Regions from separate parts of the Homo sapiens genome. Here region 1 is linked to region 2. A link is an interaction called in ENCODE POLR2A ChIA-PET data of the cell type or tissue named here. Cell type or tissue: Caco-2. All regions are shown on one strand. Links, peaks and the distances in the headings refer to the core of each region. The heading gives the core; the rest is flanking DNA.

Region 1 (9,930 bases), core at 3,851-8,850, 1.3 Mb before region 2:
GCTCAAACTCCGAAGCTTTTTTTTCTTTTTCTTTTTTTGAGATAGAGTCTCGCTCTCACCCAGGCTGGAGTGCAGTGGCGCAATCTTGGCTCACTGCAAGCTCCGCCTCCCAGGTTCATGCCATTCTCCTGCCTCAGCCTCCTGAGTAGCTGGGACTACAGGCGCCCGCCACCGTGCCCGGCTAATTTTTTATATTTTTTAGTAGAGAAGGGGTTTCACCGTGTTAGCTAGGATAGTCTCGATCTTCTGACCTTGTGATCCGCCCGCCTCGTCCTCCCAAAGTGCTGGGATTACAGGTGTGAGCCACTGCGCCCGGCCTCAAACTCCGAAGCTTTATAAAGGGATCCTCCTGCCTCACCCTCCCCAGTAGCTTGGACTACAGGTGTCCCACACTGCACCCTACTTATACAAAAACATTTTAACTCTTTATCATATTTGCTGCAAATATATTTCTCAGCATATTGCTTTCTTGTTTGTTCTCTTTAGAGGTTTGGTTTCGTTTTTACTTATACATATATACACCAAAGTTGTAAATTTGTATGTAGTCAAACTGGTCATTCTTTCCTTTTTTTTTTTTTAATTGGGATAAAATTTACTCTCTTCCTTTTTGATTTCTTCTATAGTATTTAAGCTTGCAAGTTTATCACCCACACACATATTCCTACAAGGCTGATGAATACTATTTAATCTCATTTTCTTCTAACTTTATTTACTTACATTTAATTCTTTAATCTTGTTTTTCTTTTTTTTTTTTTTTCTTTTTTGATGGAGTCTTCTCTGTCACCCAGGCTGGAGTGCAGTGGCACTATCTCAGCTTACTACAACCTCAGCCTCCCAGGTCAAGCAATTCTCCTGCCTCAGCCTCCCGTAGCTGGGATTACAGGTACCTGCTACCACACCTGGCTAGTTTTTTTTTGTATTTTTAGTAGAGACAGGGTTTCACCATGTTGGCCAGGCTTGAACTCCTGACCTCAGGTTTTGAACTGCTGACCTCAGGTGATCCACCCACCTCGGCCTCCCAAAGTGCTGGGATTACAGGCGTGAGCCACCACACCCGGACTAATTCTTTAATCTTGTATTTGTTTTATTTTATAAGTTAGGATCTTTTTGTGTGGTTTGGTTTGGGTTTTCTACATTACTAGCAGCATGGACCTCATAGCCTCCTAATTAGTTTCCCCTCTCCAGTTCTACACACCACATCAAACTAACCTTATTTAAAAAAAATAAAAAAATTTAAAAAATAACAGATCTGAGTAGGTCACTTCTCTGTTGAAAAACTTTTGGTGGTTTTCCACTCTCTATAAAATTAAGTCTAAACTTCATTGGCCAGGCTGGTCTTGAACTCCTGACCTCAGGTGATCCACCCGCCTCGGCCTCCGAAAGTGCTGGGAGTACAGGTGTGAGCCACCACACCCGGCCCTTTCTCTCTTTTCTGGAAGGCAGGGACCAGCTCTTAAACATGACCTGCATTAGATCCTTTGGTGACAACCCATTACATTTGGATGAAATTCAAAATCCTTGCTGGCTCTGTGACCTTGGGCAAGCTGCTTGACCTCTCTGTTCCTTAGTTTCCTCCTAGGTAAATAAAATGGGAGACAGCTGGGCGTAGTAGTGCATGCCTTTAGTCCTAGCTATTTGAACGGCTGAGGCGTGAGAATCCTTTGAACCCAGGAGTTCATGGCTGAGATGAGATATGATAGCATCATTGCACTCCAGCCTGGGTGACAGTGAGACCCTGTCTCACAAAATATATAAATAAAAATAAAAAATAGGCCAGGCTAGCGGCCAGGTGCGGTGGCTCACGCCTGTAATCCCAGCACTTTGGGAGGCCGAGGCAGGCGGATCATGAGGTCAGGAGATTGAGACCATCCTGGCTAACACGGTGAAACCCCGTCTCTACTAAAAATACAAAGAAAAATTAGCCAGGTGTGGTGGTGGGCGCTTGTAGTCCCAGCTACTCGGGAGGCTGAGGCAGGAGAATGGCGTGAACCTGGGAGGTGGAGCTTGCAGTGAGCCAAGATCGCGCCACTGCAGCCCAGCCTGGGCGACAGAGTGAGACTCTGAATCAAAATAAATAAATAAATAAATAAAATAATAAAAAATAAATAAAAATAAAGATAAATAAAATGGGAGCTAATTGGTCCTCCATATATATGTTCAGGTTCTGCATTTGTGGATTCAACTGACCACGGATGGAAAATATTCCAAAAATATGATGTCAACATCATTATAGAAAAAGATAAGAAAAAAAAATTCCCCCTAAAAGGATGGTTGCATCTGCACTGAACATGTACAGAGATTTTTCCTTGTCATTATTCTCTAAACAACACAATATAACAATTATTTATATAGCATTTACATTGTATTAAGTATTATAAGTAATCTTGAGATGATTTAAAGTATATGGGAGAATATGCATAGGTCATATGCAAAGACTATACCATCTTATATAAGGGACTTAAGCATCCGTGGGTTTTGATATCCATTCTGGAACCAATTCCCCCAGTACCTACATCATACAGTATGGTCAGGTTTTTTTTTGTTTGTTGTTGTTGTTGTTTTGAGACAGAGTCTTGCTGTGTCGCCCAGGCTGGAGTGCAGTGGCACGATCTCCGCTCACTGCAACCTCTGCCTCCCGGGTTCAAGCGATTCTCCTGCCTCAGCCTCCCAAGTAGCTGGGACTACAGGCGCCCGCCACCACGCCCGGCTAATTTTTGTATTTTTAGTAGAGACAGGGTTTCACTATGTTGGCCAGGCTGGTCTTGAACTCCTGACCTGGTGATCTGCCTGCCTCAGCCTCCCAAAGTGCTGGGATTACAGGCGTGCGCCACCGCGCCTGGCCCAATGTGGTCAGTTTTTTTTGTTTGTTTGTTTGTTTTGAGATAGAGTCTTGCTGTGTTGCCCAGGCTGGAGTGCAGTGGTGCGATCTCGGCTCACTGCAACCTCCACCTCCCACTTTCAAGCAATTCTCCTGCCTCAGCCTCCCGAGGCACATGCCACCATGCCCAGCTAATTTTTGTATTTTTTTAGTAGAGACAGGGTTTCACCATGTTGGCCAAACTGGTCTCGAACTCCTGACCTTGTGATCTGCCCGCCTTGGCCTCCCAAAGTGCTGGGATTACAGGCGTGAGCCACCTCGCTTGGCTGGTCAGTTTTTAATGAGAAAATTGACTTAAAGGGTTTCTCACAGTAGCTGGTGCAGAATGAATGTTAAACGCTATCATTATAATAATCATCAACACAGCAGCCTTGTCCAGTCTGGCTCCAGCTTCTCCCTCCTGCTACCATTTGCCCTTGTTCAGAACCCACTGGTTTTCTTCTAATCTTTTTTTTTTTTTTTTTGAGACGGAGTCTCACTCTGTCGCCCAGACTGGAGTGCAGTGGCATAATGTTGGCTCACTGCAAGCTCCGCCTCCCAGGTTCACGCCATTCTCCTGCCTCAGCCTCCAGAGTAGCTGGGACTACAGGCGCCCGCCACCATGCCCAGCTAATTTTTTGTATTTTTAGTAGAGACGGGGTTTCACTGTGTTAGCCAGGATGGTCTTGATCTCCTGAGCTCGTGATTCGCCCGCCTCGGCCTCCCAAAGTGTTGGGATTACAGGCATGAGCCACTGTGCCCTGCCTTTTTTTTTTTTTCTTTGAGATGGAGTCTCGCTCTTTCACCATGCAGTGGCATGATCTCAGCTCACTGCAACTTCCACCTCCTGGGTTCAAGCGATTCTCCTGCCTCAGCCTCCCGAGTAGCTGGGACTACAGGCGGCTGCCACCACGCACAGCTAATTTTTGTATTTTTTAGTAGAGATGGGGTTTCACCATGTTGGCTAGGCTGGTCTTGAACTCCTGACCTCAGGTGATCTGCCCGCCTCGGCCTCCCAAAGTGCTGGGATTACAGGCATGAGCCACCTCGCCCAGGCTCTTTTTTTTTTTTTGAGATGGAGTCCCACTTAGTCGCCCAGGCTGGAGTGTAGTGGCATGATCCTCGCTCACTGCAACCTCTGCCTCCCAGGTTCGAGCAATTCTTGTGCCTCAGCCTCCTGAGCAGCTGGGACTACAGGCATGCACACCACACCTGGCTAATTTTTTTTTGGTATTTTTAGTAGAGACAGGGTTTCACCATGTTGACCAGGCTGGTCTTGAACTCCTGACCCCAAGTGATCCACCCACCTCAGTCTCCCAAAGTTCTGGGATTACAGGTGTGAGCCACTGCAGCTGGCCTTCTTCTAATTTAACCCAGCAAACACTCCCCAGCATCAGAGTGTGTTTCCTATACCTGAAATCCTATTCCCCATACTCTTTACTTGACTAAGTCTTCCTCATCCTTCAAGTCTCCGCTGAAATATTCCCTCAGAGAGGCTTTCCTTAACACACCAGATTAAATAAGGTCTCCCTGTTATATGTTTATCCTACACTATTTGGTTATATCATAAATTGTCAGCTGGGTACAGTGGCTCTCCCCTGTAATCCCAGCACTTTGAGAAGCCGAGGAGGGAGGATGGAGGATGGCTTGAGCCCAGGAGTTTGAGACCAACCTGGGCAACATGGCAAAACCCTGTCTCTGTAAAAGCATACAAATATTAGCCAGGCATGGTGGTGCATGCCTGTGGTCCCAGCTACTCTGGAGGCTGAGATAGGAGAATTGATTGAGCCCGGGAGGTTAAGTCTGCCACGAACCATGATCGCATTACTGCACTACAGCCTGGGCAACAGAGTGAGAGCCTGTCTCAAAAAAAAAAAAAAAAAATTGTCACTGCGTATGTGTATGTATGTGGCCATTTGTTTATTTTATTTTTTTATTTTTGAGACGGAGTCTTGCTCTGTTGCCCAGGCTGAAGTGCAGTGGCGTGATCACTGCTCACTGCAAACTCTGCCTCCCAGGTTCAAGTGATTCTCATGCCTCAACCTCCAGAGTAGCTGGGATTAGGTGTGTGCCACCACATCCGGCTAATTTTTTATTTTTCATAGAGATAGTGTTTCACCATATTAGCCAGGCTGGTCTCGAACTCCTGACCTCAAGTGATCCACCCACCTTGGCCTCCCAAAGTGCTGGGATAACAGACGTGAGCCACCGTGCCTGCCCCCATTTGTTGTAATATCTATTTCTCCACCCAGTTGTGTAATATGCCATATTGTCTTATTCACTGTTCTGTCTCCAGCTCCAGGCATTTTGTAGATGCTCACTAAATTTAGCTTGGTTGACCGAATGGATGAACGAGCCGAGTAGAGTTTATATAGCAGGGACTCAATAAATGTTAAAATTTTAATTTGAGTTAACCGTAGAACTTCCATAGTAAAAGCACTCAAGCTTAGGCTTCAGAGGTGGGAACATGAGTTTGCAGAGACTACTACTAAACATATAACCAGGAAAAACTGCACATTTACAGTAGGAGATGGAAGTAAAATTATGGAAATACTCTTCACAATAGCCAAAACCTGGAAACAACCCAAATGTCCAGTGACAGGAGAATGAATAACTGGGTAGAGTCACAAAATGGAATATTATAGAGTTCCCAAAATGAGTAAACTGTAAGCAATATGTAACAATATAAATCTTGTTAATACAATATAATAAGCCACCAAAAATTACATACAGCAATACTCCCTTATAATAATGTAAAAAATAACTAAACTTAAAAAAAATTTTTTTTTTCTGAGATGGAGTAATCCCAAGTAGCTGGGATTACATGTGCCTGCCACCATGCCCAGCTAATTTTTGTAGTTTTATTTTTTTTATTTTGAGACGGAGTCTCGCTCTGTCGCCCACGCTGGAGTGCAGTGGTGCCATCTCGGCTCACTGCAAGCTCCACCTCCTGGGTTCACCTGCCATTCTCCTGCCTCAGCCTCCCAAGTAGCTGGGACTACAGGCACCCACCACCACACCCGGCTAATTTTTTGTATTTTTAGTGGAGACGCGGTTTCATCGCATTAGCCAGGATGGTCTCAATCTCCTGACCTTGTGATCCGCCCGCCTCGGCCTCCCAAAGTGCTGGGATTATAGGCGTGAGCCACCACACCCGGCCAATTTTTGTATTTTTAGTAGAGACAGGGTTTCACCATGTTGGTCAAGCTGGTCTTGAACTCCTGACCTCAGGTGATCCACCCGCCTCGACCTTCCAAAGTGCTGGGATTACAGGTGTGAGCCACCGCTCCCAGCTAAAAATTCTTATAAATTTTCAGGAATACATACAGCTGGTAAGTATGGAAAAGGAGCCAGGTGTAGTGGTGCCACCTACAGTCCCAGCTATGCATGTAGTCCCAGCTACTTGGGAGGCTGAAGCAGGACGATTGCTTAAGTCTAGGAGTTTGAGGTTGCAGTGCACTATGATCGGGTCTGTGAATAGCTACAGCACTACATTCTGAGCAACATAGTGAAACTCTGTCTTATAAAATATATATGTGTGTGTATATAAGGAAAACAAGAGAATGATGGATATCTTGAGAGATGGAACACATAGCTAGATTTATTGCCAAGTTATTCCCAAGGTCCTAGCTTTCATGCTGATTATTTCTTTTTTTTTTTTTTTTTTGAGACGGAGTCTTGCTCTGTCGCCTAGGCTGGAGTGCAGTGGCGCGATCTTGGCTCACTGCAAGCACCGCCTCCCGGATTCACGCCATTCTCCTGCCTCAGCCTCCCGAGTAGCTGGGACTACAGGCACCCGCCACCATACCCGGCTAATTTTTTGTATTTTTAGTAGAGATGGGGTTTCACCGTGTCAGCCAGGATGGTCTCAAGCTCCTGACCTTGTGATCCGCCCGCCTTGGTCTCCCAAAGTGCTGGGATTACAGGCATGAGCCACCGTGCCCGGCCCATGTTGATTATTTCTTATAGTCTTTTTTTGAAATGGAGTCTCGCTCTGTCGCCCAGGCTGGAGTGCAATGGTGCAATCTCCGCTCACAGTAACCTCCACCTCCCGGACTCAAGTGATTCTCCTGCCTCAGCCTCGCAAGTAACTGGAATTAACAGGCATGCACCACCATGCCCAGCTAATTTTTTTTTGTATTTTTCATAGAGACAGGGTTTCACCATGTTGGCCAGGTGGGTCTTGAACTCCTGACCTCAGGTGATTCACCTGCCTTGGCTTCCCAAAATGTTGGGATTACAGGCGTAAGCCACCGCACCTGGCCCCATATGATAGCCTTATAAGTAAATGTGTGCTGTGCATGGAACAATGATGAGAGTGTGTCATGAACCAAGGTTATGATTAATCTAGTTCTGTGCATCTGAAATCCGTTAAAGGAAAGGGAGAGAAATTAGCCTACCTCATCCTCCAGGCAGCCTCAGTTGTTGGGGGTGATGGGGAGAAGATTTTTCTCCCCCAAGCTCCTTTGGGACTTTTCTCCAGGGACTGGCCCTAGGTCCTCCTCTTGTAGAGGTGAGCTGGTGGAATAGAGGTGGAGCAGCAAGGAGGGAAGTAATCCAGGGTTTGGCTTCCTCTGGAAATGGGTCCTGAAATCAGTGGGAAAATGAGCCTCTCCTGAGGCTGAAGAAGGAATCTGGAAGTGTGAGTCAGCTTCCATTCCCATTCAGCTTCCCACACTCCCCAGCTTAGAACTTTTGAGTATGTAGTCTCCCATCCATTTCATCTATGACCTTAGGGTGGGGGTTAGGAGGAGCCCCAGAGCTGGGCCCTGAGTGAATGGGGCTGTGGCCACATGAATGACAGTCATAGTCGTTATAAACATTCTGGGTACTAGGGAGCTGGGACCAAGGTCTTGCTATGTTGCCCAGGCTGAAGTGCAGTGGCGATTCCTTGGTGCTATCATAGCACACTGTGGCCTCAAGCTCCTGGCCTCAAACAATCCTCTTGCTTCAGCCTGCCACCTGCCAAGTAGCTGGGACTATAGGCACAGAACTATATGGGCACAGTCCCACTATGCCCAGCTTAAACCAGTGGCTTCGAAGTCCATCATGAAACTAGGGAGCTGCTGACTCAATATATATATATTTGAGACAAAGTGTTACTTTGTTGTTCAGGCTGGAGTGCAGTGGCACAATCTTAGCTCACTGCAACCTCTGCCTCCCAGGTTCAAGTGATTCTCATGCCTCGGCCTCCCGAGTAGCTGGGACTTCAGGTGCATGATCATGCCCAGCTAATTTTTGTATCTTTGGTAGAGATGGGGTTTCACCATGTTGGCCAGACTGGTCTCGAACTCCTGACCTCAGGTGATCAACCTGCCTCGGCCTCCAAAATTGTTGGGAGTACAGGCGTTCTGAACCACTGCACCTGTTTTGTTGTTGTTGTTGTTGTTGTTGTTTGAGACAGAGAGTCTTGCTCTGTCACTTGGGCTGGAGTGCAGTGGTGCAATCACAACTCACTGTTGTCTCAACTTCCCAGGCCCAAGTAATTCTCCCACCTCAGCCTCCCAAGTAGCTGGGACTATAGATGCACCACCACACTCAGCTTATTTATTTATTTTAGAGATGAGGTCTCGGTTGGGTGGAGTGACTCAGGTCTGTAATCTCAGCATTTTGGGAAGCCAAGGCAGGCAGATCACTTAAGGTCAAGGGTTCAAGACCAGCCTGGCTGACATGGTGAAAACCCATCTCTACTAAAATTACAAAAACTAGCTGGGCATGGTGGTGCGCACCTGTAGTCTCAGCTACTAGGGAGACTGAGGCAGGAGAATCACTTGAACCCAGGAGGCGGAGGTTGCAGTGAGCCGAGATCATGCCACTGCACTCCAGCCTCGTCGACAGAACAAGATTCCATCTCTTAAAAAAGAAAAAGTAGAGATGAGGTCTCACTATATTGCCCAGGCTAGTCTTGAACTCCTGATATGGTAAAACCACGTCGCTACTAAAAATAAAAAATAAAAAAATTAGCCAGGTATGGTGTCATGTGCCTGTAGTCCCAGCTACTTGGGACGCATGAGAATCATTTGAACTAGGAGGCAGAGGTTGCAGTGAGACGACATCATGCCACTACACTCCAGCCTGGGCGACACAGCAAGACTCTATCTTAAAAAAAAAAAAAAGAAGTCAGGCTGGACTGGGCTAAGGGTATAAAAGAGGGGTTGGAAGTTGCACCAGACTACAGTAGGTTCCTAGGAAAGGGGATGGAGCTCTCTGGCTGAATCAGATCAGACCGGGTCAGGAAAAATGAGGAAGGAGCTGGGAGTCCAGGAGGGACAGAGGTTTGGGGTTGGGTTCAGACCTCTGTGGATCCAGAAGCCCTGGCTGGGGTACATGGTCAGACTATCCGAATGAATTAATTCACCAACAGACACATACGTAAACATATGCGTATACATGCCTACATACAAACACACGTATACACTGCCTTACCTGCACATATAAACAGATCCAGGCCCTCCCTAGCTCAGCAGCACAAAGCTCTTCAGCAATGTGCTAAGGCTTGGGACTGGGCCCACATATGTACCTGAAAACAAAGGGCATGAGGGTTTTGGAGGGTCTCTCTCTTCCCTCACCCCAGTAATTCCTCTTCACCAGGGGTTCCTGGGGGCAAATGGGGAGGAGCCAGATATGGGGCTCCAGAGGAAGTTGCTGGCCACTGTGTTTCCTGAGTTCAATAGTGTGTTTTCCTGCTTCTCTGACCTACCCCCTGCCCCCAAGTAGGATGGGGTCCAGGCCTGGCAATCTACCTTTTCCCTTGACTATCTCCCTCCATACACAAACATATACATACAAGACGTGAACCTACAAATACCCAACCGAGTCACACAACCACTGTCCCAGCAGCCCCATAACTCAACACAGTCGCACTGCTAAGCCACACATTTAACAACACACCCTCATTTACGGATTTATAGCCTTCACTCACACTCAGCAGTCACATCTTCTCTGCTTTGTTCAACATCATATCCCCAGCACCTAGAATGGGCCTAGTACCTAAAGAGGGCTCAATGAATAATATTTGAATGAATTAATTAACCAACAGACACATACATAAACATATGCATATACATGCCCAC
Region 2 (9,930 bases), core at 3,315-8,314:
CATGCGCTTGTAGTCCCAGCTACTCAGGAGGCTGAGACAGGAGAATCACTTGAACCCAGGAGGCAGAGTTTGCAGTAAGCCAAGATCATGCCACTGCCCTCCAGCCTGGGCGACAGAGCAAGACTGTCTCAAAAAAAAAAAAAAAAAAAAAAGCAGCAGCAATGGCCAATCAGCATATGAAAAACTGCTAAGTATCACTAATCATTAAAGAAATGCAAATCAAAACCACAAGGAGGCTACTCATGTCTGTAATCCTAGTACTTTGGGAAGTAGAGGCGGGCAGATCACTTGAGGTCAGGAGTTTGAGACCAGCCTGGCCAACATGGTGAAATCCTGTCTCTACCAAAAATATAAAAAATAGGCCGGAGGAGATGGTTCACGCCTGTAATCCCAGCACTTTGGGAGGCCAAGGCGGGCAGATCACCTGAGGTCTGGAGTTCGAGACCAGCCTGACCAATATGATGAAACCCTGTCTCTACTAAAAATACAAAATTAGCTAGGCGTGGTGGTACACACCTCTAATCCCAGCTACTTGGGAGGCTGAGACAGGAGAATCGCTTGAACTCGGGAGGAGGAGGTTGCAGTGAGCCGAGATCGCGCCATTGTACTCTAGCCTGGGCAACAAGAGTGAAACTCCATCTCAAAATAAAATAAAATAAAATAATTATATATATAAATTAGCCAGACATGTTGGCATGAGCCTGTAATCCCAGCCAAGATCACACCACTACACTTCAGCCTGGGCAACAGAGTGAGACTCCACCTCAAAAAAAAAAAAAAAAAGACAAATACTATATGATTCCACTTATATGCGATACCTAGGGTGGTTAAGGTCATACAGGCAGAAAGTAAAATCCTGGTTACCAGGAGCTGGGCAGAGGAGGAATGGAGAGTTTCTGTTTTACGGGTTTGGAGTTTCAGTTTGGGAAGACGAAAAGAATCTGGAGATGGAGGGTGGTGATGGCTGTGCAACAGTGTGAATGTACTTAATGACACTGAACTGTACATTAAATATGGCTAAAGTGGTAAATTCTATGTTTTAGATATATTGTACCACAATATAAAGTAATACATATGATAAAGAATTAAGGCTGGGCGCAGTGGCTCACGCCTGTAATCCTAGCACTTTGGGAGGCTGAGGTGAGTGGATCACCTTAGGTCAAGAGTTTGGGACCAGCCTGGACAACGTGGTGAAACACTATCTCTACTAAAAATACAAAAAATTAGCCAGGCATGGTGGCGCATGCCTGTAATCCCAGCTACTCAGGAGGCCGAGGCACGGGAATCGCTTGAACCCGGGAGGCAGAGGTTGCAGTGAGCTGAGATCGTGCCATTGCATTCCAGCCTGGGCAACAAGAGAGAAACTCTATCAGAACAACAAAAACAAAAAATTAAAACAACATGAGAAAGTATATAAAATAAAATATTGAAGTCCTTTCCCATAATCCCCGTTCATGGACTTGAACACACTTACACTTTCTAAAATACCTGGTATTACACCATCATATTCTTCAGAGGACAACCCTGTGAAAGCCAGCGCATACCTGATAATTACTTCCATACTTCTAGCTGTGGAATTCGTGGGTCATAAGGTAGAAACATTTGTATTTTGGCCACATGTTGAAATTGTCAAGTTATTATTTTAGTGAAAATAGGCCTTTTTTTATTGCTGTTGACAGTGTAATCTGTACAACCTTAAAGAAAGCAATTAGGCTGGTGTGTTGGTCCATGCCTGTAATCCCAGAACTTTGAAAGGCCAAGGCAGGAGGATTGCTTGACCCCAGGAGTTCCAGACCACCCTGGCAACATAGTGAGATCCCGTCTCCACAAAAATAAAAAACATTTAAAATTGCCCACAGTAGTAGCACGTGCATGTAGTCCCAGCTACCTGGGAGGCTGAGGTGGGAGGATCACTGAGCCCAGGAGGTCAAGGCTGCAGTGAGCTGTGATCATGCCACTGCACTCCAGCCTGGGCAACAGAGTGAGATCCTGTCTGAAAAAAAATTAAAAATAAAAATGAAAAGAAAGAAATTAGTTAACATATAACAAGAAACTTAAAAATATGTACAACTTTAGACAGGCAGGATGGCTCACACCTGTGATCCCAGTGACTCAGGAGGCTGAGGCGTAGGATTGCTTAAGCCCAGGTATTCCAGGCTGCAATGAGCTATGACAGCATCACTGCACCTAGCACTCCAGCACTCCAGCCTGGGTGACAGAGAGAGACCATGATCACACACACACACACACACACACACACACACACACACACACACACACACACACATTTAAAAATTGGAAAATAAATGAAAATTATCAAAAGAAATAAAGCCAAATAGCTGAGTGTGGTCCTCACGCCTGTAATCCTAGCATTTTGGGAGGCCAAGGCAGGTGGATTGCCTGAGCTCAGGAGTTCGAGACCAGCCTGGGCAACCCAGTGAAACCCTGTCTCTACTAAAATACAAAAAATTAGCCGAGCATGGTGGCATGCGCCTGTAGCCCCAGCTACTTGGGAGGCTGAGGCAGGAGAACTGCTTGAACCTGGGAGGCGGAGGTTGCAGTGAGCCAAGATCGTGCCACTGCACTCCAGCCTGGGCGACAGAGCAATATTCCATCTCAAAAAAAAAAAAAAAAAAAAAAAAAAGAACAGAAAAGAAAAAATGCCAAATAGATACAAGCTTTTTCATGGAAACAGACATGTTGATTTTAAACTTCAATACATCTATGATACGTGATAGAAAAAAAAATATGCAACAATAGCCAGGAAAACACTACAAAGACAAAGCCCCACCTTGGGCAACATGGTAAAACCACATCTGTATAAAAAATACAAAAATTAACCAGGTGTTATGGCCTGTGCCTGTAGTCCCAGCTACTTGGGAGGCTGAGGTGGGAGGATTGCTTGAGTCAGAGAGGTCGGGGCTGCAGTGAGCCAAGATCCTGCCACTGCACTCTAGACTGGGCAACAGAGTGACAGTCTGTCTCTAAAATAAATAAATAACTTTGTTAGGCTGAGGCGGGTGGGTCACTTGGGCTCTGGAATTCAAGACCAGGCTGGGTAACATGGCAAAACCCTGTCTCTAAAAAGAATACAAAAAATAAAAGATTAACTGGGCGTGGTAGCACTCGCCTGTAGACTCAACTACTGGGGAAGGGATAATGGGAGGGTACGCTGAGGTGGGAGGTTTGCTTAAGCCCACGAGGTGGAGTCTGCAGTGAGCCATAATTGTGCCACTGCACCCCAGCTTAGGTGACAGAGCCAGGCCCCGTCTCAAAAATAAAATAAAAATCTATAAGATGTGTTAAAACTCACAAAAGTACATCAAAAAAGTTCAACTTTATTACATGTAAATTAAATGATGATAATGACAATAATAATAAACCATACTGAGATACCATTTCTCACCTATCAGAATGGCAAAAATTTAGGAAGTAACAATTCACTCTGTTGATGAGGCTGTGAGGAAATAGTCACTCTCACACATTGCTGACAGGATTGCAAATTGATACAAACTTTATGAAGGGGAATTCTGCAACACCTGGGAAAACAAAATGTCCACTTATCTTTTCACCTAGTGATCACTCTTCTGGGAATTTATTCTGAAGATACAATCCAACAATATAAAAATACATACACAAAAGGTTATTTAATGCAGCACTGTTGGTAATTACACAATTCTGGAAACTAAATGGCCATACATAGGAGAGTAGTTAAATAAACAATTGAACATCCACAAGATAGAGTACTGTGCAATGCTAAAAAAAGAAAAGAATGAGGAATTTCTCTAAAGACAGTTACGATTTCCAGGATACATTTTTTTTTTTTTTGAGACGGAGTTTCGCTCCTGTTGCCCAGTCTGGAGTGGAATGGTATAATCTCGGCTCACTGCAACCTCTGTCTCCCTGGGTTCAAGCAATTCTCCTGCCTCAGCCTCCCAAGTAGCTGGGATTACAGGCATGTGTCACCACACCCAGCTAGTTTTTTGTATTTAATAGAGACAGGGTTTCACCATGTTGGTCAGGCTGGTCTTGAACTCCTGACCTCAGGTGATACACCCGCCTCGGCCTCCCAAAGTGCTGGGATTACAGGCGTGTGCCACCTCGCCTGGCCGATTTCCAGGATACATGGTTAAGTGAAAAAGAGCAACTTAAAAAAGAGGACCTGTCGGGTGTGGTGGCTCTCGCCTGTAATCCCAGCACTTTGGGAGGCCAAGGTGGGTGAATCATGAGGTCAGGAGTTTGAGACCAGCCTGACCAATATGATGAAACCCCGTCTCTACTAAAAATACAAAAATTAGCCGAGTGTGGTGATGTGTGCCTGTAATCCCAGCTACTCAGGAGGCTGAGGCAGAAGAATTGCTTGGAGCCAGGAGACGGAGGTTGCAGTGAGCTGAGATCACGCCATTGCACTGTAGGCTGGGCGACAGAGCGAGATCGAGACTCCATCTCAAAAAAAAAAAAGAGGATCTATAGTATGCCACCTTTTGTTTAAGAAAGAGAGGCTGGCCGGGCATGGTGGCTCATGCCTGTAATCCCAGCACTTTGGGAGGCTGAGGCGGGCGGATCACGAGGTCAGGAGTTCGAGACCAGCCTGACCAACATGGTGAAACCCCATCTCTACTAAAAATACAAAAAATAGCCGGGCGTGGTGGTGTGCGCCTGTAATCTCAGCTACTTGGGAGGCTACAGCGGGAGCATTGCTTGAACCTGGGAGGCGGAGGTTGTGGTGAGCTGAGATCGTGCCATTGCACTCCAGCCTGGGCAATAAGAGCGAAACTCCATCTCAAAAAAAAAAAAAAAGAAAGAAAGAAAGGCCAGGCGTGGTGGCTCATGCCTGTAATCCCAGCACTTTGGGAGGCTGAGGCGGGTGGATCATTTGAGGTCAGGAATTCGAGACCAGCCTGGCCAACGTGGTGAAACCCCGTCTCTACTAAAAATGCAAAAATTAGCTGGGCGTGGTGGTAGGTGCCTGTAATCCCAGCTACTCAGGAGGCTGAGGCAGGATAATCGCATGAACCTGGGAGGCGGAGGTTGCAGTGAGCCAAGATAATGCCATTGCACTCCAGCCTGGGCGACAGAGGTGAGACTCTGTCTCAAAAAATAAATAAATAAATAAATAAATAAATAAATAAATAAATAAATAAAAAGAAAAGAAAGAGAAAGAAGAAAATATACTGTACCTTATCTGCACATTTGAAAAAGAAACAGAAAGGATAAAAAGGTGTGGTTAGAATGGGGTGGAACAAAGGATAGAAGGAATGGGTATGACACTTCCCTGAATATACTTTTTTGCATAGTTCTGAATTTTATATTTAAAAATAAGATGGGAAACCTTCTAAAATTGAACACAGCCGGGCGTGGTGGCTCACGCCTGTAATCCCAGCACTTTGGGAGGCCGAGGCGGGCGGATCATGAGGTCAGGAGATCGAGACCATCCTGGCTAACACAGTGACACCCCGTCTCTACTAAAAATACAAAAAATTAGCCAGGCGAAGTGGCGGGCACCTGTAGTCCCAGCTGCTCCAGAGGCTGAGGCAGGAGAATGGCGTGAACCCCAGGGGGGCGGAGCCTGCAGTGAGCCGAGATTGCGCCACTGCACTCCAGCTTGGGCAACAGCGAGACACCATCTCAAAAAAAAAAAAAAAAAAAAAAAAAAAAAAAAAAATATATATATATATATATATATATATATATATAGAATACAAAGAGAAATAAATTAATCAAACCGTGCTTCAAATGATTAAGATAACCACCGTGAAGGATGGGGTGGGGAAGAACTAACCCAAATTACTTTTCAGCATAGGATTTGGACTATATATCCATAGGCTAAACACAAAAAATACAGAAGGTTCTTGCTTTGTTCAGTTCCGACATGTATGAATTTCAATTACCACAGTTTAATTAAATAACATCAGTCCAACAATAACATGGTTCAAAGGTAGTTACCATAGTATATTAACTGTAATTGCATAAAGTATAAACTTTGCTACTAGCTCTTCAGTCCACAAATCTCTAAGTAAACAAGAGACACCTGGTGATCGGTAACCATCATCTCAGTTCTTTCTTTTCTTTCTTTTTTTTTTTTTTTTGAGATGGAGTTTTGCTCTTGTTGCCCAGGCTGGAGTGCAATGGCACGATCTCAGCTCACCATAACCTCCGCCTCCCGGGTTCAAGCAATTCTCTTGCCTCAGCCTCCTGAGTAGCTGGGATTACAGGCATGTGCCACTATGCCCGGCTAATTTTGTATTTTCAGTAGAGACGGGGTTTCTCCATGTTGGTCACGCTGGTCTCGAACTGCTGACCTCAGGTGATCCCTGCGCCTAGGCCTCCCAAAGTGCTGCGATTACAGGCATGAGCCACTGCGCCAGGCATCTTACTTCTTTCAAAGTCAGCTGGTGATTGGTCATTGTACTTACCTTATTCAGTTGTAGTTGTCTTGTCTCCTTGTCTGCCAGTGACTCACATGACATTTTATAAAAATGAATAATCAGGCTGGCACAATGGCTCATGCCCGTAATCCCAGCACTGTGGGAGGCTGAGGCGGGCGGGTGGATCATTTGAGCCCAGGAGTTCAAGACCAGCCTGGGCAACATAGTGAAACCCTGTCTCTATAAAAAATACAAAAATTAGCCAGGTGTGGTGGCTCGAGCCTGTAGTCCCAGCTACTTGGGAGGCTGAGGTAGGAGGATCCCTTGAGCCTAGGAGGTTGAGCCTGTAGTGAGACACAATTACACCTTGCACTCAAGCCCAGACAACAGAGTGAGACCCTGTCTCAAAACAAACAAATAAATAATCAGAAGAAAGAATTAATGAACAAACATGAAAGTGTAGTAACGAAAGGAAAAGTGTTGGAAGTCAAATTTCAATCACCCATAAATGGCAAATTTATTGACATAAATGATGAAATTTGTTGTTATTAAAAGGATGAAGATATCCCAGAGGAAGTGTTGCCAGCAAAAAAACCTTTGCATTAAATACGAGGTCTCAGAGACATTTCACAACATTGAAAGCACAAAAGAAAAAAAATGCAAACTTAGAAAGGAGTACGACAATTTGCTAAGGAACGAAAAACACACTATCACTATACTGTAAATTATAAGAGAAGAAGGCAAGCACTATTCAAACTATTCGTAATGAGTTTTTTTTTTTCCAATAAGCCTTTTGGACTCCTATTATTCTTGATGAATTTTTAACAAAGAAATGAAGCACTTTAATCCTCAATGTTTCTTTTTTTTTTTTTTTTGAGACGGAGTCTCACTCTATCACCCAGGCCGGAGTGCAGTGGCGCAATATTGCTTCACTGCCACCTCTGCCGCCCAGGTTCAACCGATTCTCCTGCCTCAGCCTCCCAAGTAGCTGGGATTACAGGTGCCTGCCACTGCGCCCGGCTACTTTTGTATTTTTAGTAGAGAAGGGGTTTTACCATCTTGGCCAGGCTGGTCTTGAACTCCTGACCTCGTGATCCACCCGCCTCGGCCTCCCAAAGTGCTGGGATTACAGGCATGAGCCACAGCACCCAGCCAATCCTCAATGTTTCTAATATTTTAAGTTACAGTGTACCAAATAAATATTAGTTTTACTATGTTTTTCATTTTTGTTTTTTTTTTGAGACAGAGTCTTGCCCTGTCATCAGACTAGAGTGCAGTGGCTCGATCTCGGCTCACTGCAACCTCCACTTCCCAGGTTCAAGCAATTCCCCTGCCTCAGCCTCTGCAGTAGCTGGAAGTACAGGTGCACGCCACCATGCTCAGCTAATTTTTTGTATTTTAGTAGAGACAGAGTTTCACCATGTTGTCCAGGATGGGCTTGATCTCGTCATCTCCTGATCCACCTGCCTCTGCCTCCCAAAGTGCTGGGATTACAGGCGTGAGCCACCATGCCTGGCCTGTTTTTCATTTTTCTATACATTTACACCCAACAGTAAGAGACTGTTGAATATTTTCACATTTTTTGAAGGTCACAGAGCAATGTTAACATTGATTATTAATATCACTTTGCATGGTTTCCACTTGCAAACTTTTTTTTTTTGAGATGGAGTCTTGCTCTGTCACCCAGGCTGAAGTGCAGTGGAGCAATCTTGTCTTACTGCAGCCTCTGTCTCCCAGGTTCAAGTGATTCTCTTGCCTCAGTTTCCCAAGTAGCTGGGATTACAGGTGCCCGCCACCATGCCTGGCTAATTTTTGTATTTTTAGTGGAGATGGGTTTTCACCATGTTAGCCAGCTGGTCTCAAATTCCTCTACTCAGGTGATCCGCCTGCCTCAGCTTCCCAAAGTGCTGGGATTACAGGCGTGAGCCACTGCACTTGGCCAGCACACTTATTTTTTATGGCCCCAGACTATTGTGCAAAGCTAGAACTGCCAGCATTCTAAAAATTATTGAATCTAATTAGTACACTTCTTTTTTAAAAGAGACATAGGTTAGCAATTCTGAAGCCACTTTCTCTACATCCTAGGATTGAGCAAGTAAGTAAATATGTTGTGAACAATGACAGAATTCTCACTATTGGAAAAGGGTGTCAAAAATACAGAAAAGGGAATGGATAGAATAAATTCTGCTTTACTAGATTAGAATTGGAGACATTTAAGGTGAACTTAAGGATAAAGATAAATGGATATAGATAGATATGTACATGTAGATGTATGTACATTTCTCAGCACTATCTGCTGAGAGGGCCTAGAAGCAATTACATACCTCACACTCTGGTCTTGGTTTCTAATACCAATAAAAGGAACTTGCCAGGCACGGTGGCTCATGCCTGTATTCCCAGCACTTTGGGAGGCCAAGGTAGGTGGATCACTTGAGCTCAGGAGTTTGAGACCAGCTTGGGCAACGTGTCAAAACCCCATCTCTACAAAAAACACAAAAGTTAGCCAGGCATGGTGGCACATGCCTGTGGTCTCAGCTACCTGGGAGGCTGAGGTGGGAGGATCACCTGAGCCCAGGGAGGTCGAGGCTGCTGTGAGCCATGAATGTGCCACTGTACTCTAGCCTGGGACAATATAAAGGGAGTGTAGAATGTCTCATTGTGCTAGAAATTAAGAAGGAAGTGCTCAAACAATTATGTGGCCATGTCAAAGAAATACAGGAGCCAGTTTGAAGGAGATCCTAATGATCAAATTTGTGACAATATCAAAATAAAAATGTTGATAGTAACTGTGTGAATAAATAAATAGGGAGACAGAAAATTATTATTTTTTTTGAGACAGAGTCTCCTCTGTCACCCAGGCTGGAGTGCAGTGGCATGATGGCGGCTCACTGCAACCTCGCCTCTTGGGTTCAAATGATTCTCCTCTCAGCCTCCCAAGTAGCTGGGATTACTGGCGTGAGCCACCATGCCAGGCTTTTTTTTTTTTTTTTTTTTAGTAGCGATGGGGTTTCACCATGTTAGCCAGGCTATTCTCAAACTCCTGACATCAAGTGACCCCCACCCCGGCCTCAGCCTCCCAAAGTACAGGGATTACAGGCGTGAGCCACTGTGCCCAACCAAGAGATGGAAAATTTCTTCCTTCCATTAGAAAACCAACTAATAAGTGTAGGAGAAATGATGAAATTAGAAAAGCACCAATTGGTAACCATGGTATTAATAACTGACGCAAAAAAAAAAAATTCAGCAATGGATGCTAAAACTAGTGTGTGAAAGTGTGAGGGGTTATGCCGGGCGCAGTGGCTCACGCCTGTAATCCCAGCACTTTTGGAGGCCGAGGCAGGTGGATCACGAGGTCAGGAGTTTGAGACCAGCCTGGCTAGCATGGTGAAACCCTGTCTCTACTAAAAATACAAAAATTAGCTAGGTATGATGGTGCACGACTGTAGTCCCAGCTACTTGGGAAGCTGAGGCAGGAGAATTGCTTGAACCTGGGAGGCGGAGGTTGCAGTGAGCCGAGATCACACCACTGCACTCCAGCCTGGGCGACAGAGCAAGACTCCGT

Evidence for each region. ChIA-PET counts read pairs that join two places held together with the same protein. Peaks named below come from ENCODE experiments on the same cell type or tissue, not always from the same donor. Only the 100,000 strongest peaks of a DNase experiment are listed, where the experiment ranks them.
Region 1: POLR2A ChIA-PET joins it to region 2 with 8 read pairs; 1 of 35 experiments calls an interaction of 5 or more read pairs at or near these places.

What each region holds. Positions count from the first base shown.
Region 1 is chr10:102,095,103-102,105,032 of GRCh38, forward strand. It overlaps a transcript of LDB1 not described here. Among named protein-coding and RNA genes, the nearest start is that of LDB1, 20 kb to the right of the region's middle. In Caco-2, for the core only: a CTCF peak has its summit at 6,175; a DNase peak (open chromatin) is centred at 6,231.
Region 2 is chr10:103,354,558-103,364,487 of GRCh38, forward strand. No RefSeq gene overlaps it. Among named protein-coding and RNA genes, the nearest start is that of PCGF6, 8.4 kb to the left of the region's middle. RefSeq lists an enhancer at 1-492. In Caco-2, for the core only: no CTCF peak of the experiment used is centred there; a DNase peak (open chromatin) is centred at 5,544.